6 separate regions of the Homo sapiens genome follow, and regions 2, 3, 4, 5 and 6 are each linked to region 1. A link is a loop called in an ENCODE intact Hi-C map of the cell type or tissue named here. Cell type or tissue: OCI-LY7. All regions are shown on one strand.

The links. Peaks named below come from ENCODE experiments on the same cell type or tissue, not always from the same donor. Only the 100,000 strongest peaks of a DNase experiment are listed, where the experiment ranks them.
Region 2: it touches region 1 in a loop (11-fold over the local background); 80 of 110 quality-filtered maps call a loop at or near these places.
Region 3: a loop joins it to region 1, with 2.9 times the contacts of the local background. A loop is called at or near these places in 7 of 110 quality-filtered maps.
Region 4: a loop joins it to region 1, with 7 times the contacts of the local background. A loop is called at or near these places in 11 of 110 quality-filtered maps.
Region 5: a loop joins it to region 1, with 2.5 times the contacts of the local background. A loop is called at or near these places in 7 of 110 quality-filtered maps.
Region 6: it touches region 1 in a loop (12-fold over the local background); 2 of 110 quality-filtered maps call a loop at or near these places.

Annotation. Positions count from the first base shown.
Region 1 is chr18:10,848,873-10,853,872 of GRCh38, reverse strand. The region is part of intron 7 of PIEZO2 (piezo type mechanosensitive ion channel component 2); the gene reads left to right. Among named protein-coding and RNA genes, the nearest start is that of MIR6788, 92 kb to the right of the region's middle. In OCI-LY7, CTCF peaks have their summits at 1,734 and 1,938 (motif pointing left); a DNase peak (open chromatin) is centred at 1,922; H3K27ac peaks cover 490 bases.
Region 2 is chr18:11,152,303-11,157,302 of GRCh38, reverse strand. No RefSeq gene overlaps it. Among named protein-coding and RNA genes, the nearest start is that of PIEZO2, 5.2 kb to the right of the region's middle. In OCI-LY7, CTCF peaks have their summits at 2,515 and 2,714 (motif pointing right); a DNase peak (open chromatin) is centred at 2,732.
Region 3 is chr18:11,308,525-11,313,524 of GRCh38, reverse strand. No RefSeq gene overlaps it. Among named protein-coding and RNA genes, the nearest start is that of LINC01928, 140 kb to the left of the region's middle. In OCI-LY7, CTCF peaks have their summits at 2,642, 2,846 (motif pointing left), 3,877 and 4,088 (motif pointing right); DNase peaks (open chromatin) are centred at 2,824 and 4,124.
Region 4 is chr18:10,784,708-10,789,707 of GRCh38, reverse strand. PIEZO2 (piezo type mechanosensitive ion channel component 2) reads left to right here. Exons shown (of 56, transcript NM_001378183.1): 15 at 343-629; 16 at 2,524-2,672; 17 at 4,751-4,924. Among named protein-coding and RNA genes, the nearest start is that of MIR6788, 28 kb to the right of the region's middle. In OCI-LY7, CTCF peaks have their summits at 2,007, 2,208 (motif pointing left) and 4,912; a DNase peak (open chromatin) is centred at 2,187.
Region 5 is chr18:11,517,158-11,522,157 of GRCh38, reverse strand. No RefSeq gene overlaps it. Among named protein-coding and RNA genes, the nearest start is that of LINC01255, 31 kb to the right of the region's middle. RefSeq lists an enhancer at 2,612-3,112. In OCI-LY7, CTCF peaks have their summits at 2,672 and 2,877 (motif pointing right); a DNase peak (open chromatin) is centred at 2,897.
Region 6 is chr18:10,948,290-10,953,289 of GRCh38, reverse strand. All of the region lies in intron 3 of PIEZO2 (piezo type mechanosensitive ion channel component 2), which reads left to right. Among named protein-coding and RNA genes, the nearest start is that of MIR6788, 190 kb to the right of the region's middle. RefSeq lists enhancers at 1,143-1,292, 3,525-3,684. In OCI-LY7, no CTCF peak of the experiment used is centred here; DNase peaks (open chromatin) are centred at 1,529, 2,199 and 3,509; H3K4me3 peaks cover 3,589 bases; H3K27ac peaks cover 4,959 bases.

The sequences.
Region 1 (5,000 bases):
TGATTTCTTAGGTGTATGATGGTTTTGTGGGTAGACAGAAAAATGCCATTATTTTAGGAGATACATGGTGAGTTATTTAGATAAGCTGTGCCTTGATGTCTGCAACTTAAAAATGGCTTAACAACCAACATAATAGATTGATAGATACATACATACATAGGAATAGTTAACAGAGAGAAGACAAATCAAATTATTTAAACTAGGTGATCAGTATAGGGTTATCCACTGTCCTATTTGAACTTTTCTTTGCATGAGGAAAGGTTCATAATTGACAGTTCCAGAAAAAAGAAAGGGGACAGAAATGGTAATGTTAGCAGTGAAACACATCTGAGTCTCGCAGCACCAAAGTATGTTACTGACAGCGAATTCCCATGGATCTGCTGCAATTTCAATTTTTGCTTCCTTAGAAAAATGAATTCTACTGAGGTGCATAAGGCAGGAGAGACTGAGGCAAGTTTTGGAGCAGGAATGAGTGACAATGTATTAAAAAGCTTTAGAGCAGGAATGAAAGGAAGTGAAGTACACTTGGAAGTGGGCTAAGCAGGCGACTTGAGATCAAGTGCACGGTTTGACCTTTGACTGGGGTTTTATACATTGGCTTGATTCCGGGGTCTTGGGCCCCTTTTCCCCTGATTCTTCCCTGGGGGTGGGCTGTCTGCATGCACAGTGGCCTGCCAGCCCTTGGGAGGGGCTGCATGTAGTCTGTTTACTGGAGTTGTGCGCATGCTCACTTGAAGTGCTCTTCGCTCACTTGAAGTGCTCTTCCCTCACCGAATGCTCCTACAAGGTCATGTACCAGTTAAACTCCGCCATTTTACCTCTTACTGCACATGCTTGAGCCCACTCACCCAACTCCTGAAGTCTTATCGGGAAACTGTTGATCACCAGTTTTGTTTTTTTTCTGTATATTGGGAGACTGCCTTCCCAAGCCCCCAGCTGCAACCAATTACTATTTTAGAGAAACAGTGTAAAAACCTCCTGACTATCACCTTATGGTCTCCTGACGTTCCCGGTTGGTGGGTGGGGGGTGCCCTCTCCTGCCCCACTCATGCCTGACCACTTACCTCTGTAACAGTAGAAGAGGGTGTGAGTGTTAGGTGAAGACGGTGCCAGAATTCTCTCTGCTGTGCCTCTGGATGGTAATGTAGTGCTTTTTGTCTTCTTGTTGAGAAATGAGGAACCTGCAATTTAAAAGAACATGAATATTATTACCATACCAGCAATACAGGTTTGCATCCTTTCAAGACATCATAATGTGGTTTTAATGTGATCGTAAATTATAAAGACAGAATGTGTGAGAGGGCCCAGTGGCCTTGCTTTGATTGATTTATGTGTAAAATTTGGCCGTGGTAAAACTAGTTGTGGCTGACTGTGTCTATACAGTGCTAACAAAAAGAGAGAGAGAGAGGGCACATGCTATAGAGAGCTATTCAGTCAAATCCTTTAAGACCACTTAAATTCAGTTAAAATAAGTAAAAGTTGGTGCTGGACACAAGCATCCACACCCACACACACACACACCCATCCACACACACACATTCCCACCTTATTCTAAATCCAGTTGGCTCAGTTGATTGTATTAGCCTGGCAACTGGAGAAGTGAAATTCAGTCTAATAAGAAAAGAATTTTGTATAGACACAGTAAAACTGGGGAGCCTCTTTAATAGTGCATATTCACATAATATTTACTCCAGGCAGAAGTGAATAAAAGCTAAATTTCAGTGCAGACATTATTTCTAGACTAAATTAATGCTTTTAGTTTCCTTTAAACGTTTAATTTTTAGTTTGTTGAACACATATAGCAAAAAGTTTTGTACTGCTGAAAGAACTGCCTTTTAGAGGATGACTTAATTGAAAATGTAAATATCCTCTGTAGGGCAGAAGTTTTTTGGTTTTTGGTTTATTCTTTCTACTGGCTTAAGGATCTTTTATGCCATCTAGCGGCTGAGGGTAGAAAATACAAAGAATATTCAGAACCACCTCGAAAATACTAGATCAGGCAAACTTTCTCTGTAAAGCTTAGTAAATAGTTAAGGCTTTGAGAACCATATGCTCTTTGTCACAGTTCTTTCAAGAAGTCATTATAATGTGAAATCAGCTGGGCACCATGTAAAATGATCATGGCTGTATTTCAGTAAAACTACAAATACAAATTTGCATTTCATATTCCTTTTACATTTAATGAAAATTTTTTTAAATTTTTCCCCAACCATTTAAAAATGTAAAAATCATTATTAGCTCATACATGGCACCAAAACAAGCACTGAACTACACTTGGCGCAGGGGCTATAATTTATCATCTTATGGTAAAGATATTAACAGTTCTAATAGTGTAATAACATCATATTTGCTCTTCATTTGAATTGTCATAAAAGTAAAATTATAATTTATTACAGACATTTCGGTACATCATCCCCTTAACAGTTTAAAAGGTCTGTTATTATAATCTCATAGAGTAAGACATTGGAAGTTAAGTTGCTTATCAGGGAATAGAAAATGTGAGCTAAACAATGCAGTATGTAAAGTTCCTTGTTGTAGATTTCCTCCCCATTAACTTGCCGATAACAGGACATTACATTTTATTCCTTTAAAACATGGAAATTAGCATATTTAAACCATAGCTTTATCCTAGGGCATAATTTCAGTGTATTGTTATTAACCCCAAACTCTGAGTTGGAAGAAAACAAACTGCAGACTGGCAAAAAAAAAAAAAAAAAGATAAAAGAAAAAAAGAAAAGAAAAGAAAAAGAGAAAGAAGGAAACAAACATAGAAATAAAGAAAATCACCATGGGTGGGTGTTTATCACAAATTTCATAACCACGGAGACTCCAGCCCTTCTGTCTCACTTCCTGGATAGATAAAGCTGCCCTTAAAACAGTCCAAGCAATTTTTATCTTCTGGTAAAAAAGCTTTCAAATGTGCTCTCTGGTGAGAATTAACCTTATTTTTAGAAATATTGAATTGATATTTTTTGTCACACTGTTATACTAAACACATGTTTTTTGGTCATTTGGAAAAATAAAATAATAAGAAAAAACACTTTAAAATGTAATCCTTATTCCCAGAAATAAATACTATTGCTTTTTAGCCAAATTTTTTTCAGAATCTTTCTTATGTCTATAGGTACTTTTTACAAACAAATTTTGAATCATATTGCACATACTATTTTATAATTTGCTGTATTTATGCAAACTGTGTATTTTCCTATGTTATAAAATGTTCTAAAATGTAATTTTCATAGAGTGCAAAGTGATTGTGTAGCTATATTAGAATTTAGTCAACCCCTGAGTTTTAACCACGTAGATGATTTCTCATTTTTGTTCTCATGAATAAGGCTGCAACAAGTGCCCACATTACTTCTAAATCTAAACAAAACTTAATGATGAGCAAGTTGCAACCCCACATTCTCGCAGCTGTGAAAGAGCCTTTGCAGGGCTGTGGGGGTGCTTGCTTCTGCTGGAGGATGCACAGGTGTCCAGGTCCTAGGCCAACATAATGTTAACTAGCTTACCGGTTTGCGATGCCCTCCCCATGCATATGGTATAAACTGAAATTCCACGCCGATGTGTGGCACAGGGCTGGAGTTTCATTTTTCTCTAGAGTAATCCCTTCTTTTCACCCCATGGTCCCAAAAAATCACGTGCTTCCTTCCAGTTTCATCTGCACATGTGGTTGAGTTTTTGCATTACTTTTATCCAGGAGAGGGTGAGAATTAGTGATTCCCTTCCGTTTATGCACACAGGTGTGGCACGAGCATATTTTCCAAAACAAAATGTAGGACTTATTATGTGACAGAGATAGGTGTACTTAGGGGAGGTTAAGATACTGGGTCTGAAATTGAGATTATTCTTCCCAAATCTGAAGTGCTGTAGTCTATTATAACAATAACTGCAAAACTCAGTGACCACACTCAGAAGTTGATCCAGCAGAAGAAAGCTTCAAGTGTATCCACATAACTAAATCTAAGACCAGTAATATACCATTCAAAACAGTCTGTTTAAAAGAATAGAGCCCTATGGCAGCTGTTAGTCTGGCAGGTCTCCCGAAGAAAAATGGTGAACTAAACAAAATTTGCCTCAGCTAATGCAAAGTAATTTCTTCCAAAGGTTTTGTATTTTCATAGGGAATTTCAGTAGACAGCAAACACTACAGTTTGCAAGACAGGAAGCAAGAATGGAAGAATTAATGTTATGAGGCTGATGTTCGGTTTCCCCCAGCTCGAGGTGTGCATATCCTCATGCGTTTCCTACTTGTAGGGCTGGCCCCGTTTACGGTTCAGGGATCCTTGGGCGGCTTCTGTCCTATAGGCATCCTGCGTTAACGATGCAGATGGTGCCCTGAGCAAAGCAAAGGAGCCGGGGGCGGGAGGACTCAATTCCTGTTTCACTACTGGGAATCTGTGGCCTCTGAGAGGCTTTAAAACACACCTGTACGTGATAAACTTGAGTTTTTCTACTTGGTGGTGCTTTCAGTTAAAAGCCAATTTTAATAGTTTGGCCGCACATCACAGCCTGCGTCCTTGTGAAGAAGATACCTAAAGAAATTCTGGATTGGGAGAGGGGCCAAGCGCAGTGGCCCAAGCCTGTAATCTCAACACTTTGGGAGGCCAAGGCAGGTGGATCACCTGAGGGCAGGAGTTTGAGACCAGCATGGCCAACATGGCAAAACCCCGTCTCCACTGAAAATACAAAATGAGCTGGGCGTGGTGCCACACACCTGTAGACCCAGCTACTCGGGATGCTGAGGCAGATTTGCTTGAATCCAGGAGGCAGAGATTGCAGAGGTTGCAGTGAGCTGAGATCGTGTCACTGCACTCCAGCTTAGGTGACAGAGCGAGATTCTGTCTCAAAAAAAAGGAATCCTTGGGTGAATTCTTCTAAAGACACTTCTTGACAAAAAGAGGGCTTTTTGTTGGTTTGCTTATCTTGTGGTGATCTGGATAATTCAGTTTAAAGTTCTGAAGTACTTAGAGTGGAGGGGATGGCAGGAGGCTGAAATG
Region 2 (5,000 bases), 300 kb before region 1:
CCTAGCTCCTTTCCCTGTCAGCCCACTCTTAACTCGCAGTAAGCCAGAGGCAGAGAATGTTGGTAGAATGTGAGTATATCAAGAAGTGAAATAAAAACAGTTGAGTTCATTCCATGCAGTCTGTCAACTGTTTGCTAAGAACAAAGTGCATATGCCTGTACAAGCTAAACAACACAAAGTGTGTGATTTCAATAATTCTGCATATGAGTTGAATGCTCTTATATTTATTTGGATTTAAAACTGACATTGTGGAATATAAATATTTATGGTTAAATTATGCTAATAATTTAAATGATTTTGACTTTTACTCACTTAGAACATTAAATGGCCATATAAAGTGCTATGGCAATTTGAGAGAGAGAGGCCGTAGAAGAAAGGGAAAACCTTTATATTTAAGGATTCTGAGTAGCACTTTTTTTTCTGCCTTTTGAACAAGGAGCCCACATTTTCATTTTGCACTGCAGCTCACAAATTTTGTAGCTGGCCCTAGACTCATCTGAGGTGGGAGAGCAGTTATCTGACAGAATCTCAAAGAGTTGTCACTGTTTTGAGACGCATAACATCAGAAACTTGAATTTTGGAAAAGACATTTTATACAACAGGGGTTCATTCACCTTTAATTTTATAGCATGTTTTCTTTTTTAAAATGCTTGCTTTTCTCAGCTGTGTTAACAGAATACAAGAAAATGCATTTTTTCCTTCATCAGAAAGAGAGAAGGAACCCCATGCCAGTAATAATCCAGGCAAGGGGACACAGGGACCCCCATCTCGCTGAGGGATTTTGATTCCAGAGGTTTTGCTTCTCACTTGACGGGAAGCACACTGTTGTCTTCTGCTTATTTTAGTAAGGGGACTGTGATGGTTAATACTGAGTGTCAACTTGATTGGACTGAAGGATGCAAAGTATTGTTCCTGGGTGTGTCTGTGAGAGTGTTCCCAAAGGAGAGTAACATTTGAGTCAGTGGACTGGGAGAGGCAGACCCGCCCTCAATCTGGGTGGGCACCATCTAATCAGCTGCCAGCACGGGTAGAATAAAAGCAGGCAGAGGAACGTGGAAAGGCTAGACTGGCTTGGTCTCCTTGCCTATATCTTTCTCCTGTGCCGGATGCTTCCTGCCCTAGAACATCGGACTCCAAGTTCTTCAGCTTTGGGACTCTTGGACCTTCAAACACAGACTGAAGACTGCACTGTCGGCTTCCCTGCTTTTGAGCTTTTGGGACTCGGACTGGCTTTCTTGCTCATCAGCTTGCAGACAGCCTATTGTGGGACCTCACCTTGTGATTGTGTGAGTCAACATTCCTTAATAAACTCCGCTTCATATATACATCTATCCTATTTTTTCTGTCCCTCTAGAGAACCGTAATACAGGGGCCATGTACTCACATCCCAATATGAACAAGCAAAACTCTTGTCTGAAGGACCTGAAAGAATCTTAGATGAACCCATGATGTTTATCTTGTCACTGGGCAAGCCAGAGAAAGTGTCACACTGACCTACGGAGAAAAGCTTTTCAGTCAGGAAGTTCACCCTCAAGGTCTGCTTTCCTGTTTCAGGAGTGTGGCTAAGCATTTGCTCATGCCCGCCAATGCCCTCCATTTACAGAGGAGTAAGTGGATCACAGGAATGTGCTCTTGGCCCGAGGAATTGCATCTCACTGGCTACAGTATTGCTGCAGGCCCAGAAGGCATCTACACATTTGCTCTGCCTGTACAAAGATTTAAAAGAAAGCAGATTGAGCACACAAAAACCCCAAAGTGGGAAAACCCACAAAACCCAGAAAGGTCAAGCAATTTATTTAGCAACATTTCAGCAAGAGGTTGCCAGAACTGAAATGTCCCAAGTCTCTTGACTTCCTGCCAGTGCACTTTGAGTCTCCCATCTGAGAAGCGAACAGCAGCATGAAGACAGGACACTAAAGACAGCGAACTCCAGGTTTCCTGTGTGACAGTCCTTATTCCTGTGATCTATGACTGCCTATGTCGGTTGTTTTGCTTGTACTTAAGTGTTTACTACTGTTTCAATTTAATGGAAAATAGAGAAGCCCATAAATTGGAAACCATATGACCTGGCAAACGGTTTAAGCTGTGTGGGACGTCCAGTTGATGGAATATGGAAATTTCCTGTGAACTGCTCTTAAATCCTTTAACACATAGTACTCTCTGCTGCCTCTGGGATGTCATCTGTTCTTTCTGCCTGGGAACATTATTCCTTCTCTTCTCACCTAGGTAACTCCTTTATTCAGTCAACAAATATTATGCCGTCTGTACTATGGGCCCCATGCTCTTTTAGGTCCTGGGGATACAGCCATGAACAACAAAGTCCCTGCCCACTTGGAGCTTACATTCTGGTGAATCTACACTCACCCTTCAAGATGTGACATACATCTCCTTCTCAAGGGATCTGTCCTCCTGTGCCTCCCCCAGAGGAGGTTGGGTTTACCATTTATACTCTCCCCTAAGGCCCAATACTTCTTCAGAGTTCTTTGCAGGCATGTATTATTTTCTTCATTATTTATACATAGTTGGTTAATGTCTGTCTTTCATTGCTGGATGGTGACCTTATGAAGGCAGTGGCTATGCTGGTTCTGCCCACTGCTGTATTTCTGAGCCCATCAGCCTGCAACATGGGCTATAATCAATGTTTGTTTGTTGATTGTGGCTAATTGCATGCTTTCTGCTAGAAGTACTTGTATTTTTTCAATATACTTCTAGCCAAAAGGTGGCACTGCAGGAGAATAAGTGAACAAAGCTTCAAACTAGTTAACTGTAATCATTGGATGGGATCCAATTAGTTATAGGCTAGTGTTAGAACTAGAAATAGCTTATTTCAAAACTTGTACACACGCATATCCATACACATATTCGAAATCTCAATAAAACCAATGAATGAAAGTCACCTAAGCTTATTAAGAATATTAACATTTCTATGACCATTGCAGAGATCCAGATGCAGTTACAAACACAGCTAGAATCCAAATTATGATTCATTAACTAATAAATATCTATTTAGGACATGGACAAGTTGAATTTTTTTATCTCAGTGGTTACAAGTAAAGAAAAAAAACCTGTAATTTTTTTTGGTTAGTAACTTGCTTTGACTTACTACAATTTCATTGCAAAATTATCCTCCAAATTCCAGCTCCCTTCCATAAGTCTTCTTATAGCATGATAAGCCTTTCTGAAAAAATGATATTACAACCAGCAGCCTCTTCAAAGGCTTCAGCAACAAATACACAGACAGCAGATAGACAACTGCTAGATAAAAATCTGCTCACAATGTTGGCTGTAAATAATGAATGGTGGTTTCCATGTTTTAGCATTGGCCACCTGGGTGCCTGTGGTGCCCAAGGCAAGTCACCAACTTCAGCAGAGCATCCTCCCCACAAATCGGAATCTCTTCCTTTATGTGTTTACCTCCAAAAACCAAATACAAGTTTACATGGTCCTTTTATTTTTATATGAGATATATCTGATGTGGTTATGGGTGAGTGTGTATATGTGTGTGTGAGATTGTGTGCACATGCCTCTGTGTGTGTGTGTAATGGAAGTGTGTAAGTAGAATATGATTCACTTGGAAACAATATTTTGCTTTATATTCTGCTTTATAGATGAAATTTTATCCATGTCCTCATATCCTCCAATCTAGTTGGAAAGATAAGGCCCATAGACATGTCGGTTAGCTGCGTTTTCAAGGTTTTTGAACTACAGATACAAATCAGCAGTGTGCTTCAGATTCGGCATCCATATTACAATTCACAAACTGCAGTTAAGGCTACAGTATACATTTTACGTAGGCTTAGCAGGAAGATTCCACCAAAGGGCCAGATGTCAGAGACAGTGAATTTCACTGTGCGTTGCTCTGATGAGGGATAACTTCTTTAGCAGAAGTATGAGCAGACCATGTCTCCTGCACATTATTAGAAGTTGTCTAGGTCTTTGGAATTTGGAGACTTCGAAAATACTTCTGCTGTAAACATTAAATTGATAGCTTTTTAAAAATGTACAACCTCAGCATATATTAGCAAAAAGAAGAAAGCCATTCAGCTTCCAAGTTTTCTTAAGAATAAGAGCCAAAATCTCTGTGGCTTCTAACAAAAATAACTTCCAAATAAATATTGTGCCTTATGACACAATGATAATTATAAATGAGAACTAGAAATATATATATATTTAAATTTTTTAGTTAACATATATGTAAGAAAAACACATGTGACCAATGCTAGAAGATATTCTCCTTAATTAAGTTGGTAAGAGGTACCACATTCTCCACAGGCTGGATGGCATCAATGGATTTTGGCAGATTTCACTGAAGGAAGAAAATGCCAGGTTGACAAACTTTATATTCCTTGTGGGAGACATTGTTTTGTAAAGTTCCCATTTGGGACAATATCCATCTCTGAGATCTTTCAAAGGAAGCTAACAAAGTATCCCAGAGAATAACAGACATAGAGCTAAACATGACACAGGGCTAAACACATTATCTGTGTTTTCCTAGTAAGCATGATACAAACAAATTAGTGTTTGGGACAAAGATCGAGTTTCTGAATGATTTTGTCAATCAGTGCAACAGTAAACCAAATTTAGAAAAGATAAAAGCTAGGGCCAGGTGCGGTGGTTCACCCCGGTAATCCCAGCACTTTGGGAGGCTAAAGCGGCTGGATCACCTGAGTTCAGGAGTTCGAGACCAGCTTGGCCAACATGGCAAAACCCTGTATCTACTAAAAATACAAAAATTAGCCAGGCGTGGTGGTGTGCGCCTGTATTCTCAGCTACCTGGGAGGCTGAGGCAAGAGAATCACTTGAACCTGGGAGGCGGAGGTTGCAGTGATCTGAGATTGTGCCATTGCACTCCAGCCTGGGCAACAGAGTGTGACTTCATCTCAAAAAAAAAAAAAAAAAGATAAATCTAAACAGGTGAGATGAAATGCACACAAGGCAAAAAATGACACACTATGGAGAAAACCTTGAACACTTAAGAAAATGTTGATCAGTTCTTAAAC
Region 3 (5,000 bases), 460 kb before region 1:
TAAAAAAATAAAAAGAAGTAAACACATAAGAAAGGAAGATTTAAAACCAGGGACAAATATTAGATGCAGTTGTTCTTTGTACATGGGTGAAGGAGGAATACATCCTGTGGGTTGTTCTTGATTAAATACCATAATAATTAGCCAGATCTTGGTACCTGTACTTATTTAAAATTGTTTAAAAATATACTTTCATGCCTTCTGTTTTTATTTTATAGTTACTGTAGCCTTTCATATTTCTCCGAAAGTTCAAATTATATTTATTTTAAAAATCATCTTCTCTCTTCCGGATGCATTTTGTCCTGAAGAGTTGCACATGCTGCCTCTGTGTCATGGTGCTTGTGTTTGCTGCTTCTCAGGCTTGTAAACATCTCCCTCAAGCCTCCCAGCTCTCTCCTCCTCCATGGTCGGCTTATTCAGTCTCCACTTGTATTCAAGCCCTTCTTTCTTTCTCAGCTCAGGATGTTTTCTTGTTAATTGCCCCGAGAAGTAGTCGTGGTGGTCATGAGCCATTATCCAGATGCTGCTGCCTCCCAGGCCCAGCCCCAAAGGATCACATGCAAAACAGAGGAAATGCACTGCAGTGTGTTATCAAGCTGGGACCCCAGTCCAGAGACAGATGGGAAAGTCGGCGGAGGTGAGGGCAGATGGGTGTGAACCGGAGATGCTGGTCTTGATTCCCGGCCTCGGCTTCCTGCACCTGTCGGCCCACACTTCTGTGCACTCCCCCATCTCACCTGATAGAGCAATAATATGTCTTCTGTTTATCCCAGCATCCCAGCATCCCAGCATCTTCCCAGAAATCAGATAATCTTAGTCATTCACATTTCTTCAAGCTACTTTATGAACAGTCTTCTTATATGGCATGGTTTTTTAAAAAACTGGAAAAGATTTCCTGCCTCTAAAACAGTTTAAGCAAAATTGGAAAAGTAGCTTTTGTTCTTGCCCACTTCTGCTTATATTTCTGATTTTATGATTATGTAGGTATGATTATACCTGGTGGATATGATACGTAGCTTACCCTATTTTCAAAAAGATCATCTCTTTATTCCTTTAAGGTTATATTATATGAGTCATTTCTGTTCAAATGACGCCGGCTTCTTTCTTAGTTAAATTTAAAAATGTTTTTCCCAGGCCAATCAGGAACTTCTGGGATTTGAGCATGGCTACTCCCTTTTAATGTTATGAAGTTATATATTAAAGTTGATAAATAGTATCTTTATTAATTTTACCCCAGTTATTTGCACCCCTGGACATGTACCTGTAGTAGAATTCACTGCAGAAGCTCAATTTAAACGCCCTTGTTTCTGACCCTCACTCAAAATCTGTCCTTTATGTCACTTGCAGGTCAAGTTTAGTAGGTGTTATCTCTTGCAGGATAAGAAAATAGGAATGTGTCAAATAGGACACATTCCCGTAGGGTCAAATAGGAATGTGCTCTAAAATATTTTTTAATTTTTAAATTTGCTTTCTACAAACATATAAGCTTTTAAATCTATAACATTTCAAAAACAAAATAGTAGAAAAACAAAGCTCTTTGGATGACACCATCATTCACAGAGGAAAACAACAATAATGTACTCTTATAAATAAAGATGAAAAGATGTGGGTTTCACATCAGTAACTTTCAGAGTCAGGTGATAATATTCAATGGCAATATTTTTGTTAGACCTCCATCACCATTTTATTGTCTTCAAGATAACAAACTTATGTGGCATTTTAAGTCACTCAGTTGCCCAGAAATATACTTTACAATCCTTTTATCTTGGTGAGTGCACCAGGAAGTTTTATTACTTGGTATTAAATATTCTGTGAGAGCTTTATTGATTCTTTTTTAGTTATAAGGTGGGCATTTGATTATTCTTGATTTTAAAAATGTCTGGTTTTTGTTAACCTCAAAAGGAAAGCTTTCTGGAACTTGTTGGTAATCTGACTGTAAGGTGACTGACTTAGGACCTGCCATCAAGCTGCCTTGGAACACTCCCAGAAGACTCTCTGTGAGAGATGGGAGACCGCAGCTGTGGGTACCCACCCTGCCTCGATGGGGCTGCTGGTCATGGATTTGGTAGATACTAGGCATTCATATAAGACCTCATTTACATAAAGGGCTTAATTGTTGTAACCACCTCCAAAGCACTGCTTTATTAGCCAGAACTTTAGGGACTAGATGACCCCTTCAGCACCTTGTCATAGTGAACCTAAATTGTTCTGAGAGCAGTTGTGGCTCTGTTCATAAGTAGCCCCCTAGTCCCTATCTGTGGAGAGAGGGGATCAGGTGTGTGCCCTCTTCAGACCGCTCAGCATCACAGGAAGACCTTAGTCCTGCCTCGCCCTCCAATCAGCTAACATCTGTGGCTTCACATTAAACTGGAACCACTGTCCTTCTCTACCTAACAAAAGTTACATTGTGAGAAATATTTACAGATGATTAACTGTCATTGTCCTCCTTGAATCTGTAGCCAAAATACTTAGAACAATTTTTTTTGTGGCTTACTTACCAACATAAAAGATCTCAAGGGATGGATTTTGGTGTTACCTTTACTGCTGCTTTATCACCAGCTCTCTATTGCTTCCTCTTCTGTAATTTCTTCAGCAAGTATATTTTAAATTTTGTTACAATACTTATGTGTTTATGTAAGCTATTTACAACCCCTGTTTTTCATTTTATAAGGAAATAAAAATTTAAAAATTTGCAATCTATTTATAATGTAGGATCAATTTAAATCAGCATATTACCACTCTGAAGGATGGTAACTTGTTAAGCCTTATTTCTGATGATTCAATGAAAAGCTTTATCTAGCACCTGCACTTGACCCTAAGGACTGTGGTCTCAATGCTGACCTCTGGTGGCCATGTTCTGCCAGCCCCTGCCCTGCCATCCACCCCTGCCCTCTGCCTTTCCAACTGCTGTGTCTTGTGCTCCAGTCTTTAAAAGAGCTACCTTTGTTTTCAAGCTACAGCCATTATTGTGACAAATATATTGCTCCTACGCTAATATATATATATATCATGCCTTAACTCCAGGAGCCCATTTACAGCTAGTACTATTGAAACCAAGGGGTTAATTTCATCAGGTATGCCTGCCCTGTTTGCTTTTGATGGCCTGCTTTTTTGTTGTTTTTGTTTATTCGTGTTTTCCATGAAGCCAAAGGCCTTGACACTCAACGCTGATACTTAATCATCACTGACTACTTTATGCATAACATTAACAGGTCAACATGGTAATGGTTGCTTCTGTTGCTTTTCAGAAACTTGGGCCAGCTCCTGTTCAGTTCAAACTGGTTGAGACCACTGACACTTCAACGGAGCCTGTGCAAGTGCCCGAGAGGTGGCCTTTTGACTTCAGAAGGCCCAAAGTTCCACCCTTATGTTATGCTAATGCCGCCTTTCTATACATATGTCCTATGAAATACTGTGAACCCTGTGCAGAAAGAACCTGTTACTTCATTTTCCCCCACTGCCAATCACCTTTCCTCACCCTGTGTCCCTAACCCATAAATATCCCTCAGCCTTATCTTCAGGGAAGTGGATTTGAAAACTATTCTCCCACCTCCGCACTTGGTGTCCTTGGGAATAAATTCTTTCCCTCTTACAAAACTAGTGTTACAGTGATTGATTTACGGCACATGGGCAGAACAGACCTACACCTGGCTGGTAACACTATCAGGTACCAAACAATGAGGAAGAACAGATAATGCAGAATTTTTTGTATATCTGGCCTGGCTTGCAATGGGACTGACAGACTTCTCACATCACTTAGTGGAACTGTTCATTCCACCTTTTCTTTGGGCTTTCTCGGGTGATTATAGCAACACCTGAGAAGAAAATAATAAAGACATCAACACAGTGGAACTCTCCTGAAAAGCCCTTCTTGTGTACCTGCTCAGGGTTTCGTGCCTTTGTTACTATGCATCTCCATTAGGTGTCCAGAGACCACAGAAAGGTCAGCCAGATGAAAAGGTTACTGGGTCAAAATAAGTTCAGAAAAACTTCATCACAGCAAAATACTAGCCACAGAAATAGTTCTGAGGTAGGAGATCAGCAGGACTTGTTTTCTGATCACAACCTTGCTGATCTAAACAGGATGTAGCAGAGAAACTGGCAGAAACCAGCAGATGGCAACAAAAGCAACCTCTGGTTGTCCTCACTGCTCATTAGCAAAAAGGCACTCCCACCAGCGCCATGACAGTTTACAAATGCCATGGCAATGACCTGGAAGTTACCTTATGTAGTTCTGGGAACTCCTCTGCCCCTTTTCTAGAAAATTCCTAATAATTTGCCCTTTAATTATTATATAATTGAGATTGGGTATGAATATGGCTCGCCAGCAATCCGTGGGGACTGCTGCTCTGGGCTGCTACCCTGGCTGCTGCTGCTCCAAGATGCTCTGCCTATGGGATGGCCCTGCTCTGTCTGTGGAGTGGCCATTTTGTTGCCCACTGTTGCTCTAATAAACTTGCTTTCCTTCATGGCTAGCTCGCTGTTGAATTCTGAGTGAAGCCAAAAACACTTCCAGGCTGAGATGCAATTCTGGGGTTTGCCTGCCTCAGTTCTTTCTTTTGCCTACTAATTTCTATGAAGCAAAATGGCCATTACTCTGTCATTGTGAGAGATACAATTAGAATGCACTTCAAGAACAATCAGGAATAGCGTCCCTTGTGTCAGACCCTGGCAGACAGAGCTGGCAAATCACTCAAGATTTGTCTGATAACAGGAACTATCACAATCTTTTTCCAAACCACAGCTTACCACATGAGTCACACAAGGACAGCTAGCAGCACAATACAGAATAGTTGCCGGTTTCAATACCGTCTCACCAACCCAATCCAAAACTACAAGGGCCTAACTAAAACCCCAAGATCAGAAGTCCTACCTTGCAATGACTGACACTGGCCCATCAGAGTCACCAGCTCTTGCAGGATGCCGCCAGCACCAATAAGCTTTCTTTCAAAACAACTTGCGTAATCTCCTCTTTCCCCAATAAACTCTTGCCTTTTCCTTTG
Region 4 (5,000 bases), 64 kb after region 1:
AAATTGATATAGTCATTTAGATTTGTGCTATTGTTGCCTATTTATTTTTTACATCTCACAGTACTTAAAGCTATCACTGGATATCAGAAAGAAAAAAGATCTTGTATATAAATTAGTGTTACCAAATTTATTTTCTTGTAAACTATATTTTGAGAAGGTTATGAAAATTGACTTTTAATCTAGTTATAAATGTTGCTGAGTTTATGAGAATAGTCTAAAATCATCCAAATTATACAATAACTTAGAAAATGCATGCCTCTACATCCTATACCTATCACATGGTCAAAGTGTGGTCTGCACAGATAACCAGCTAAGTATAACAGCACAGTTTTCTATTTGAAGATGAGGAACTTCAAGATATACAAGTGGAAGGAGAGCCCAAAGAGGAGGAAGAAGAGGAAGCGAAGGAAGAGAAGCAAGAGAGAAAGAAGGTAGAGCAAGAGGAAGCTGAAGAAGAAGATGAGCAGGACATCATGAAAGTCCTGGGCAATCTGGTGGTGGCCATGTTCATCAAGTACTGGATCTACGTCTGCGGAGGCATGTTCTTCTTCGTCAGCTTCGAGGGTAAAATCGTAATGTACAAAATCATCTACATGGTGCTGTTCCTGTTCTGTGTGGCCCTATACCAGGTAGGTACACAGTTGACCATTTTAATTCTCACATCTCTCCCAGGAGTATACATGAGCTACCTCTGCAGAGATTTTAAATCACTAGAATCTCATGAACATGGATAAAGTGATTGGCAAGATTCAAACATCGTATCCCAAGAATCCTAAAATGGGAAATGACTGTCTTCAACTTGTTTACTATTTCAGAATTTCAGGGCTGGGTGCAGTGGCTCATGCCTGTAATTTCAGCACTTTGGGAGGCAAGGGAGGAGGACTGCTTGAGGCCAGGAGTTCCAAACCAACCTGGGCAAAATACTGAAACCTTGTCTCTACAAAACATTTTCTTAAATTAAAAAATTAGCCAGTTGTGGTGGCACACCTGTAGTCCTAGCTTCTTGGTAGACCAAGGCAGGAGGATCACTTGATCCCAGGAGGTCAAGGCTGCAGTGAGCTATGCTTGTACCACTGCACTCCAGCTGGGCAACAGATTAAGATGCCATCTCTAAAAAAAGTAAAAATAAAAATTTTAGGTTGTTGAAAAATCAGGAAAAAGTTCATACATAGGTTTTCCAAAAATTATTGATCAAAAAAAATCTGTAAAATTGAATTACATTTCTATTTCTTCCTTCCTTCCTTCCTTCCTTCCTTCCTTCCTTCCTTCCTTCCTTCCTTTCTTTCTTTTTTTTTTTTTGAGACAGGGTCTTGCTCTGTCCCTTAGGCTGGAGTGTAGTGGCGTGATCTCTGCTCATTGCTCACTGCAATCTCTGCCTCCCAGTTTCAAGGAATTCTCATGCCTCAGCCTCCCAAGTAGCTGGGATTCCAAGTGTGTGCCAACACCTCCAGCTAATGTTTGTATTTTTAGTAGAGACGGGGTTTCACCATGTTGGCCAGGCTGGTTTCAAACTCCTGGCTTCAAGCGATCTGCCCTCCTCGGCCTTCCAGAGTTCTGGGATTACAGGCATGAGCCACCGCACCTGGCCTGTAAAAATTGAATTATATTTTAAAATAGTAATTTAAAAGCTGGATAATCTGAAGTCGTAGAGTATTCCTAGGTATACTTTTGCATTTCAGGCTTTAGGGTCAGAAAAAGATATATGTGTGGCATGTGCCTGCTCTTTGTGTACATATATATATATGTATAGTGCATTGACTGCTTTCATATTTCATTAATTAAAAGAATTTCATTCATTAAAATAAGTTAATATATGAGATACATTAAAATGAGTTACTTCTCCACAGACTCACTTTTAACTGATGATAAAAGAGAACCCAATAATAGAAACACATGAAAGAGTAAAATATCTTGCAGGTAGCCAACAAAACAAATAAAGGAACTACAATAAACAAGAGTACATAATATGTTAAGATAAAAAAATCTCAAAAGAAATCAGTGAACTTTTGAATACTCTTAAAAATTCAGGATGGATGTTCTCTAATGAATATCCACAGCTTACGGTAAAACGAGATGTCTTTTTTCTGTGGTTGGTTCACATTTTCATTCATACAATATTGCTTTCAATTTCAAAATGGATGTGGTTTTCTCTGAGCAATGATAACCACAATGACAGCAGCACCTACCCTACTGTTCCTTGAGCGCCCCCTATGGGCCAGATAGCTTGCAGGAACCCATAAGCAATATCTATTTCATCCTCGTAGCAACCCTGCAAAATAGGCACTTATGGAAGGTTCAGCCTCTTCCCCACACAGTTAGCAATCATTTATAAAACTGGGGTTCTAACCCAGGACCACTCCACTGTGATAGACACGGAACATTAAAAACTAGAAATGAAATAGACTTTATTTTCAGACACTTGTAAATGTATCACTTGTCTTACTTGAATTAAACCAAATATTTTTGTGAGTTTTCCTAAAAGTGATTTTTTCTCATTTTTTTTTTTCAATGTCTGATTTGCAGGTGCACTATGAATGGTGGAGGAAAATTCTAAAATATTTTTGGATGTCAGTGGTTATTTACACTATGCTGGTGCTTATCTTTATATACACATATCAGTTTGAGAACTTCCCAGGCCTGTGGCAAAATATGACTGGACTGAAAAAAGAAAAGTAAGTGATTTTGAGTTGAAAATGATGAACAAGATGAAGACTTGAATGCATATTGTTCAAAGCATCTTTAAGGAAGATTTTAGTAAAGCATGATGTCATCAATGTCTATAAGTTCCTCAATAATAGAAATTAAAACTGAGTCGTTTTTGTGTTCTCTTTACTTAGCCCTTAGCTTAGAACATAATAGGCACTCCATGAATTTTCAGAATTTTAATGAAATGACATTTTCTAATGTTAGTTTCATGTGAAACACACCTAACACTTAGTCGTGCTTTCTGCCCTCCACATTGGAGCTCAGTTCTTCAGTTCTTAAGTAAGTTCATGCACTTATAACATAAAGTAGCAGACTTTGCTCATTTATGTTGCTGGGTGCTTAGATTCTAAGGAGTATTTAGCGCCAAAAAGAAATAAATTTCTCCAAGTGCTCATAGACTTGTGATGATGAGATGGTGTTCCTGTGCATGTGGGAGATAGTGCTCTATCCTTCTCTAATTTTCTTCTGTAAACTTCTGAAATTAGTTTGGAAATCCAGCCAGCATTGGGTTTTGAGCTGAATATATTGATGTGGCTGAGAAGGGAAGTCCCTTAAAAGTCTCTGTCCCTTAGAAGGGAAAGATAACTGTGTAACTACACCAACACAGCTGAAGTGTCTATACAATAAGCATTTATTAAATGCTGTCCATGTGCTGACACTGTTTTGTGCCTGGAATATGACAGGGAACAAGACAGACAAAATCTAAGCCCTGTAGATCTTATATTCTAGCAGAGGAGACAAACAAAACTATTTAGTGTAAAATAAGTCTATTATACTTTGTGACAGGTCTGTGAAGGAAACAGACAACAGGCTGAGGCAGTGAGTAAGGGGGAACTATAAATGAGTGACTGGCACGGGCTTTGCTGAGGAGCTGGTTTAAACTACAGTTGAAGCATTAGAAGAAGCTTGTCTTAGGAAAAGTGTGTGAGTTGGAGTCTGGGGTGTGGAAGGACATTTCAGGCAGAGGGAACAGCACATGCAAAGGTCCTGAGGCAAGTCAGAGTTTGGCACAGTTCATAAGAGGAACTGAAGACAGGGGGTGAGTGGACAGCGAAGAGTGGGGAGAATTCAGGCAGGCAGCTGGGATGTGCATGGCTTGTAGGTAGCATTATTTGTATTTTATTCTTGGTGGAATTTTCCAATCTTTAAAGATCCCTTGACTAGCTGAGAAAAAGCGATGTGTGGGAGTAGAAACAAGGAGACTAGTTAGTAGGCAGCAGCAGCGGTCCTGTGAGAAATGATGGGAGCTTCCCCTAGATTTGGTGGAGGCAGAGACGGATAACAGGAGTGGGCAATTCAAGAGGTGCTTTAGGATGCTGAAGGAAATGTGGATGAATGAGATATGAAAGAAAAGAACACAGGAGGCGTCTGACTTCTCAGTTTGCGCAGGGTAGACAGTTGTACCATTTATTGGTTCAGGGATACTAGAGTGGGGAGAGGGATGTGGAGGACAGCTTTGCCAAGAAAAATAGGAAAATCAAGAATACTGTTTTGGAAGCACTAATATAAAATAACTGTGAAACAACCAATTTCCAGTAGCAATTTGGGCACGAGAATCTTACAGGAGGAGCCTGCGCTGTAGATGCACTTTGAGTCCTTGGTGTAAGGATGATGTGTAAATCCACAGAAGAGGATTTCCCTAGGGGGAAAGCACAGCTGGAAGAGAGATCAAAACAGAGTCCTGGGGAAATTTCAGCCTCTAGAGGTCCAATAGAAAAGGGGGAGATCATGGAGGAACAAGAAACCAAGAGAGTGTGATGGTGTCAAGACCACACTTGCTTCAAGGAGGACCAGAGGTTTAATTAAATAAAGCTGAAGAAATAGTCCTGGAATTTGGGAATGTCAAGGTTTATTATTGACCATTGTTAAAGTAGGTTAGCTGGCTTGGTGGAAACGAAAGCCATATTGGACCATATGGGAGAGAGGGATTCAATAAACGATAGACCTGACAGGAGTGTAAGACTGTGATGTAGTTTATCACAAAGAGTTTGTGACTTCATTGCGTAAGAGAGGTTCCTGCTTTTTATTTTGTTTTGTTTTGCAGGCTTGAGGATCTTGGCTTAAAGCAGTTTACTGTGGCTGAACTATTCACTCGCATATTCATCCCAACCTCCTTTCTGCTGGTGTGCATTTTACACCTGCACTACTTCCATGACCGGTTCCTTGAACTCACAGACCTCAAGTCCATTCCCAGCAAAGAAGACAACACCATCTACAGGTGAGCCACTGGAAGAAACACAGACCTCTTATTAGCAGGAAGGCAGCTCTTCAACCCTACCTTAGGTTGGCCACCT
Region 5 (5,000 bases), 670 kb before region 1:
CAGAGGAATAAGTGAAAACCCAAGACTAAGCTTTATGGCCAGCGAGGTCGTCTTTCAAAGTCTCATTATGAGTGAAGGAGGGATGAAATTCTTTTGGTCACAACTCAGCTGTCTACTAGATTGCTCATGGCCGTGTCTCACTCATCAAAAGCAAATGGTTCTGCAAGTGTTTGGTGAAAGGAGATTGTCCTAAGCATTCTGGAGGATACGATTTTTGTGTCCTGTGTGTGACTGTTGTATTAAATGTGAACTGTTTGAGGCATCCTCCCAAAAATGAGTACTCTAGAGTAATTGCGGAGAAGGCCTCAGGGAGGGGGCCACTGGTAGACACTAATGGCTGTGAAGGTGAAGGTCACTGGTACACACTGATGGGTATGAAGGTGAGGGTCACCAGTACACACTGTTGGCTGTGAAGGTACACACTGATGGCTGTGAAAGTGAGGGTCACTGGTACACACTGATGGGTGTGAAGGTGAGGTCACTGGTACACAGTGATGGGTGTGAAGGGGAGGTCACCGGTACACACTGATGGGTGTGAAGGGGAGGTCACCGGTACACACTGATGGGTGTGAAGGGGAGGTCACCGGTACACAGTGATGGGTGTGAAGGGGAGGTCACTGGTACACAGTGACGGGTGTGAAGGGGAGGTCACCGGTACACAGTGATGGGTGTGAAGGGGAGGTCACTGGTACACAGTGATGGGTGTGAAGGGGAGGTCACCGGTACACACTGATGGGCGTGAAGGGGAGGTCACTGGTACACACTGATGGGTGTGAAGGTTTCTGGTACACATTCATGTGGTGTGAAGGGGTGGTCACTGGTACACACTGATGGCCATGAAGGTGAACGTCACTGGTACACAACGATATGTGTGAAGGTCACTGGTACACACTCATGTGGTGTGAAGGGGGGTCACTGTTACACTGTAATGAGGCATAAAAGTGAAGGTCACTGGTACACCTTAATGAGTGTGAAGGTATCACTGGTACACACTGATGGGTATGAAGGTGAAAGTCACTGGTACACACTAAGTGTGAAGGTCACTGTATACACTGATAGATGTGAAGGTCACTGGTACACACTGATGGGTGTGAAGGTCACTGGTATGCACTGACAGGCTGCAGAGATGAAGGTCACTGATACACATTGATTGACCTATGAGTACAACTTTCAGAGCCTCAGACAATAATAGCCCCACTGGAAAGAATTGAACCTGGACAAGTAATATATGAAAGAAATAAAAAGAGCAACATGTTTCATTTCTAGGGCCCATGATCACAGATAGTTTTTCTTTGCTTGTTTATCACGTAGACCTTTTCCATAGTAGGAGAAGCCATTTCCACTTAGAAGCACGAAAGCACCAAGCAGGAGAGTACCCACCCCAAGAATCGGGACTCCAGCCTGGTGATTCATCATGCCTGAGCCAGGAGTTCCCCTCGGATAACGCTGTGGTTTGGAATCAGACTGGGTTTAAGGAGAAGTCTTGTCAATACTAAATAGGCATGTCGAGAGATCAGTATGCAAACTCTCCTTTTTCCTATTCCAGCTTTGCATAAGGTGAGAGCAGTGACATTAATTCATTTTAAAGCACATAAATATACAGTTGTGTTTTGTGTTGTCCACACATATTCTTGCCTTACTGCATATTTTGTACATATGAACACTGGTTTTAAAGAGGTAAAACATGGTTTTTGACCTCAAGTTCTGTTGGAAATGGTACATAGATAAAGGTTAGCAAATAAAGACAGCTTCTCCTCTTTCTAATATATAATCTTACTATTTTCTGAAAATTACAGTTGATTAAAATTTAAAATTTTATCTCCCCTTTCTCTCTTATCTGGTGGAATTTTAGGGTGCACATTGCATACAGTTTAAAAATTTTTTAGAATGGTTGAAAACAATCTCTTTTTTTTTAAAGAGAAAAAATTGCATTGCTGGCTGGTGTTTTTAAAAGTTGTATATAGGCCGGATGCGGTGGCTCACATCTGTAATCCCTGCACTTTGGGAGTCCAAGGCGGGAGGATCATGAGGTTGGGAGATCGAGACCATCCTGGCCAACGTGGTGAAACCCCGTCTCTACTAATATACAAAACATTAGCCAGGGGTGGTGACGTGTGCCTGTAATCCTAGCTACTTAGGAGGCTGAGGCAGGGGATGGCTTGAACCCGAGAAGTTGAGGTTCTAGTTAGCCAAGATTATGCCACTGCACTCCAGCCTGGTGACAGAGCAGGACTCCATCTCAAAAATAAAAGTTGTGTATATTAAATAAAAATTAAAAAATAAATCAGAGCTTAAACAGGTTTAAATTTTAAATAAATAAATTACAGCATACCATGAATATAAGAGTCTGAATGGGAGGTCTAAAATTATTTTACATTAAAAACTGAATTTACCTTCCTGGAAGAAAAAAACATTTCTAGGGCTATTTTATGGTAAAGTAGTTTCAGAACTGGTTGGAAGGAAATAGGGGATTTGCCAAAATGAAAGGCATTTTTTAATTGCTGAAAACATGCTCCGTTGCTACCAAGATTTGAGGCGATTTGAGCCCCTTTGAAATTTGGTTTTGTTTTCACAGAGACACTTTTATGCATCTGCAAATTAAGTGTCATTAAAAAAATATTCTGTTGGCCAATGGGTAGACGACCTGCCCTGCCCCATGGCCACCCGGGAAGGGTCTGTAGTCATGTGGTGTTTTTTTCAAGGTCTCGTCGGTGGAGTTGTCCTTTCATTGATCTTCTTATTTATATATTTTCAGCAAAACTGTGTGTGCATTTTCAGAAGTGTGGGTTTGGGGAGATAAACGCATAGCTTTCATATTCTGAATGGGATGTACAACTCCCCCAGTGTTAAGGACAGAATTGGCTGCCATAAATTGCCACTAGAGGGCACGCATCCGCCAACAGAGGTGCAAGAACCTGCCCCCAAGGGCCCAGCAATGCAAGGACACCCAAAGCCGGCTTCGCATAGCAGAGCCCAAACCCACTACCCTCGCTCTCACCTCGCAGCTCCGCAGAATCTGTTCTTTCTCAATGCTCTGCCATCTCCTGCCATCCAAAGGTCCTCGCCTATCCTGACCCCATCCTGTGCCCCTGGAGGTCCCGTCAGCTCCATGCCTCCTGTGCGACAGCCGTGATCCTTCCTGTGCTCCCATGCCTGTTTTCTCCAGCGCACCTGGCACTGGGGCAGAGGCAGCCTCTCCAGCCAAGAGCTCCAGACGCCCGTTGGAGATCCCCACACGTGGAAGGCGTGTTTTGGTAGAAAATGAAGCATTCACCCTTCGCTATTAAGCACAGCAGAAAGATGCTGCCAGGCTCTGAAAATTCACATGAAAGCCTTTAAAAAAACTGAGCTCCTTTTATGAGAATGAAACTCACCTCTTTTAGGCATTGATGGTTTGATCCATAATTAATTAGGGGACTTGTATCTTGCTCCAGAAAAAACATAAGTGGCCAGATGTCAGTGTGCTGTTCCTGAAAAGTTAGCATATATGCAGGTGCTCCTTTTAATACAGAAGAATTGGGAGTTGTAGTGTCAGTGCTAGGCAGAGAGTAGAACAGCATGCAGAGAAACTTCTGCCTGGCCTCTGTGTCCCTTCACTGAGGTGGTCAAGCTCTTTAGTTCTGGTTCTCCCATGGGCTGGACAAACCCAGTGTTCCAGGCCAAGTCCAAGCAGATACCGAAGATCAGCTCGTGGCCTCTGAAAGTTTCTTAGTGTCAGTCGCTGAGATGCTTTCCCTGGGAGCCAGAGGCTCCCTCCTCTCCAAACTTTGAATTTAAAATTATTGGCTCCCTAAGGACCCCCACCCAAAGTATGGCTGCAGTTGCCTGTTGATGAGTCAGACTCTGTCATTGTTGGGTAGATGAGATAAAGAAGCTCATTTCTTTTGCCTTTCCCATTGATGCTGGGCACCCCATGGCCCTACTGTGTCTGCACCTGTGAGGGCGGCCACGTGAGTCTGCTCATGCAGGGACTGCCACACCCACAGCCTCCAAAGCCCTCAGCACCTTTTGCTGGATTCTCATTTTATATCAAGCCATGGGCATCGAGTAGGTCCCCCACAGTACAGTCCTGTTCCTTTGCTGAGTGGGTCAGAAGAAACCAGCCACCTTCCAAGCAACATGATGACAATTTGGAATTCTTCCAAAACACTGTGCCTGGGCTGCTTTCGTTCTGAGAGGGAGCGCCTCATCCATCTGGTGAAACATGGGCAGAGGCTGTGAGCGGGGGAATGCTGTGATAGGGTGGAAGCCTACCAGTCCTGCTCTTAGCCTGTAGTCTAGAGTTGGCAGGCCTCTGTAAAGGGTCAGATAGTAAATGTCTTAAGCTTAGCAGTCTCTGCCACAATAATTCAACTCTAGCAATGTAGCATGGAAGTGGCCATGGGTGATATGCAAATGTAAGGATAGTGTGTATGTTATGGTAAAACTTTATTTATAAAAATAGGTGGCAGACCCATTGGGCCGTAGCTCTAAGCCACTCTAATGGGAGATTAACTCTACAGAAAAATGGCCAATAAAGCAACCTTCTCACAATAAAGACTCAGAGCCAGGAATAAAAGAGACAGACATCTGTTTTTAACTCTCTTAAATCCTTATGTGGGCTCTTGTCACCCCTAAAAGCCTCTGAAGTCCTAATAGATTGCTGAATGAGATGTCTTATGCAGACAGCCTTCTCCCAGGGCAGGAAAACATAGTCACCATCTGGCACAGACCAGAGCCCATGCCTCATGCACATCTGTAGATGCTCAGATTTTGTCTATTAGGGTGAGCCTGTGGGGAGCGGGATTCTTCATACAACAGGCTGTTTTCCCCATAGAATATTTGCAAGAGAGACACTTTTTTCCCCTCCCTCCTTAACTGCATTGCAAAATGTATGTTCCATGGAAAATTCTCCAACTAACACTTAATCAAACGGCCCAACTGGCCACTTTTCCTCTCAGCTGGCCTCCAGCTTTGAAGATAATCACTGGCACCTGGCCTGGGAGTCTGGAGCTCAGACG
Region 6 (5,000 bases), 99 kb before region 1:
CAAAATCACAACTCATAAGAGAAAAAACTGATAAATTACACTTCATCAAAATGAAGAACTTCTGCTCTTCAAAATCCAGTGTTAATACAATAAAAAGGCAAGCCACAAATTGGAATAAAGTATTTACAAACTATATATCTGATTAAGGACTTGTATCCAGTATTTATGAAGAACTCTTAAAACTCAATACTAAGGAAACATCTCATTTTTTTTAATGGGCAAAATTTTTGAATAGACACTTTACCAAAGAAGATATACAGATGATGAATAAACACATTAAAAGATGTTTAACATCACAGTCATTAGGTAAGTGCAAGTTAAAAACCGGAGATGACTACTATATACTTCTTAGAATGAAAAAAAGAAGGAAGGAAGGAGGGAGGGAGGGATGGAGGGAGGGATGAAAGGAAGGAAGGAAGGAAGGGAAGGCATTCCAAATGCTGAGGAAATATGGAGATGTAGAACACTTGGAATTCAAATACATTTCTGGCGGGAATGTACAATTATATAGACACTTTGAAAAATAATCTTCCAACATATTATAAATTTGACCATATACTTACTATTCAGTCCAGGAATCCCACTGGGTGATATTTCCTCCGGTGAAGTGAAAATTTGACTTTAAAATTTTAAGCAAATGTTTAAAGCAGGTTTATTCGTCATTGCCCCAACTGGAAGCAACTTCAATGTCTTTCAGCAAACTTGGTCCCTGGATGGACTACACAGGTCAACAATAGAAAGCAACAAACTATGGGTACATGCAAGAGCATCTCAATTCAGCATTATGTTAAGTGAATTCAGACAGTATCAGAATGCTACATACTATATGATTATATTTACAATAATTAGTGAAACTGTAAGGGTAGAAAGTGCATCATTGCTCACCATGGGGTGGAGGATCAGGGGAGTGGCTGACTACAATGACCATGGAGAATTTGGTGGGCTGATGGAACTTTACATTTTGACAGTAGTGGTAGTTAAATGACTGTATGGATTTGTAAGAAATTGAGAAATTATACATGCAAAAATTTTACTCTGTGTAACTTATAATCTAATAAGAAAAAAAATGATTTAAAAAGAGCCAGCGACCACAGTGGTAACACATTGGAATTTTCCTCTCACTGTTTCACTGTTTGTTTTGGGGGCTCTACTGAAGAGTAGAGAGATCAGAGCAGTAGATTCTGGTTTTGCTGTACCACTAAGCAGCCACAGGTTCTCAAGATCATGATGACTTTCCCCAAGAGCTATTGTGGAGGCCAAATCAGATAATGTTTCAGAGACAGTTTCACAATATAAGAAGCCCTATACTTGACAAAGTACAGTTATAATTATGTATAATATTTGGCAGTGATAAATTCTTCATAGCATTTTCCTGTTTCATATCTCATAATCATTCATTAATTTGGCAAATATTACTTGAATATTTTGGCACACTCTTGTCCCCAAAGTGTTCTAGCTCCAGGGAATGATAGATAAGTAAGCTACAGTCCACTGCCCTTGGGGAATTCAGAATCAAGGGTGACAGGTAGACTTATCAACAAGTCCTGTAATAACATATGATGAAGCTGGTACAGAGATAAATATGAGATAAAAAGAAGTGGTTCCCAAAAGAATGATTAAAGTTCTCCTCCAGGGGTGGACCTTGGAAAGTAATCCAAGAACTTGGAAAGTCTTAGATATCATTTATAGGAGTTTAGAATTTAACCTATAGGTGGAAGGGAGCCACTGAGGGTTTTAAGTAGTGGTGGCAACACAGCAGATGACGTTTTAGAAACATTATCTGGCAACGGTGTGAATTTTTGTGCACATACGTGTTGGGGTGTGGATATGCATGTGTGTGAGAAGGGATTTGGGCATTGGAGGCAGAAAGACAGGTCAGAGACTTGTCAAAGTTAAATAAAATATGTAGAGATGAATCCCTCAACTTAATCGTCAGATTTCATTTGGGATACAAGAATTGCAATTCGGGGAAGAGTCACAGACCAGATGGTCTTTGGTATGTCTGAGAAACAAAGAGAAGGTTTTATAAAGAAGGGAAATGTTATGTATTGTCTTGTGAGAAAGTTCTTTGGTATTAGTAAAGTTTTGGAAAGCTGGAAAGCTCTGATTGGTTACTGACAGCAGTGGGTAAAATTAGTCATAGAATTGCAGCAGGTGGTTGCAGCAAATATTAGATAAAACCAGTTTCGGGTTACAGCAGGTAGTTTCAGCACCTGGACTTGCAGAGAATTACATTTTTGGAGCAATGTTGTGTGCCCTGAGTGTTTTTTTCCCCCAGCTTCTCAGCTGTTTCAGTTGGGTATAACAAGAATGACCCAATTTGTATGATCGACTTTCACAGACTGTTGGGTGAAAAACAATGAGAATCCAAACTAAGGCAATTGCAGAGCGATTTTAGAAAAGGAGACTGCTTCAAGAAATATTTTGGGAGTAAAATCAGCGAGGCTTATTGTCTAATTCCATGTTGAGGAATGGGAGACAGAAGCTAACTCAGTGGATGAAGATACCGTTTAAACAGTGTAAGGCCGGTACGAGGAAGCTCGGATTTGGTACAGAAGAGGGAAGAGGAGGAAGGGGAAGGGAAAATGTTTGACAGGTTTGTGTTTGAAATCCTGAGATCAATGTGTGTGTAAATGGATCTATGGTTTAGAAAAGAAATCTTAGAGACACAAAGTTGGGTGTTATCAGAATACTGGAAATAGATAAAGCCACATATACAATAACTTACTTTTCTCGTTCCCTAGTTGGAAGAAATAACCAAAGACACAAGTAATATTCACCCGGTGATCAGATATCACAGTGAAATGACAAAGTATCATGCCTTAGTTTTTGCGAGTGTAGATTTTGTTCAGTCCTTGTCTTCCATTCTGTCCTTCAAGCATGTGTTTTGTTGTGTTTTTGAGTCTCCCTCTTCCACTAGATTGTGAACTATTTCAGAGAGGCTTATTTCTTTCTTACCTTCAGCTTTAAGCCTCGTGCCTGGCACACAGCAGACACTCAAGTTTTTAAGTGATGTGACGACTGGTGATTATCTATTGACTTTCCCCCGTCTCGTTACATAGAGCATACTAATTTGCAAATGAAAAAAGTGGGCTTATCTATGCTAACCCCTTGGCTGGAGTTAAACTATAATTCATAATTTATTTTCAATATTAACCCTCATTAAAATATATAGGGTACTGCCAACATTTTTAGAAACTCTTACCAAATGTAAATCGAGTTCAACACCTGGTTCATTCATTTTTTAAAAGTAATATTGTTTTTCTTTGTTTTCATAAGATTTAAAACAAACCATCATTACTGCCTCAATCTTATTCACCCAGTGTTTTTTGGTGAAGTATTTGAAATGTATTGCTGTCTTTCAAGGACACTATTAGAAGGCCTTCTGAGCCAGAGGAGGCTGCCTTCTGCTTATCGGTCTTGTTATCAGTGACAGTCATTGTGGAGGATGTAAGTTGAGAAATAGGAGAGGCATCACTTTGACCACAACTGTGTGTCAGTCTCCTGAATGATTTTCCCTCCTGTTTTGAAGTATCTGATAATGACTTCTTAGAGGGTCTGGAAAGAAAACACCTTCTCTCTGCATTTCCCTTAGATACTCTGCATAAGCTGGCCTTGTATGAATGCAATAATTTTCCAACCAATTGTGGCTGGTGTCACAACCAATTCAATGCACTTCTGAGATTGTTTATCCAGATGGAATAGAAAAATGTGGTGCAGGGCTGCTGCATGGGACCCGGGAGCCAGAATGGCTGACTTTTACCCTGACCTCACTTTGTGCTTGTAGACAGAGTGGGAATCCAGGTTCTTGGAGCTCTCCTGTCACCCCTGGGCTAGAGAACAAAGCCCTTGGAGGATGCCTACGAAGAATGTTGAGAACAAGTGCGATCTTTAGCCCAACCTCTTTTTTAAAAGCATTATTTGAGCATGTTCAGGTTGCTTTAATATAATTTGTTTGATTGTTCTTGTTTTTGTAGGGTGTATTGCATTGATTATGTGAAGGGCAAATGTACATAGACTCATCACTCATATCCTGCATTAGTATTGATTTAGACTGCTACAAACTGGCAGGAAATGAGAAAAAAATGTTTCCTACTTCTCAGTCATAAGCCAATTAAAAAATTCAAAATGTATACAATTACTTCCTCGGAAATTTTATCTCAGAATAGATATAACTACAATTTCTACTAACCAACAAATGACCATTTCTGTATGATGAATACTCAGGGTTCTAATATTCAGCCTTCTTTTAAGGACTTTCTAATTTTGCATTGAGATGGACACATTTCATCTATTATTCAGGAGCAGAGAAAACATGCTTTCATAAAAGCAACCTGTTTACAAAAGGCTGGCTGTTATAAACAGGCCGTAACACCCTCACATATATTGTTATGAAAGTGAAGGTATGCATCTGTATGTATCTATACAAAACACACCATTTAATGTATTTGTGTATTTGTATTTCTGTAACATACACACATTATAAAATCAATCTAAGGTCAAATTCTCCATCATAAGTGTGAGTTGACAGAGAGGATCATATCTTTGTAAAATATTATGAAATTATATGGCAGTTTGGAAAAAGAATCAACGGTGGTTTTGTATCTGCTTCCAGACATTTCCCCCTCTGCAAGCTTAAATTTGCACACAGTACCCCACAGCACTCGAGCGCGTATCTCTATCGCCAAAGTGATTTCTATCATGTCCTAACCTCATTAGTGAACACACTCACAGACTCTCAACACCCATTCTAATCAAGAAGCAAGAAAACAAAATGCATCAATCTTAAAACATCATCAATGCAACAAATTAAGCACAAGGTCAAATTTCATTAGGGTTATTTGGCATTTGCTGGTAGTGAAAGATTGCATTAAACCAAAAAAAATGCATCACACGAATTTTTTTGTAACACATACCCTTTAGTAAGTCTTCTAAGTCAACAAAATTAATTTTATCTCGTAAAGAAGCTTTGATAAATAAAGAGCTGTTGGTCAGAATAT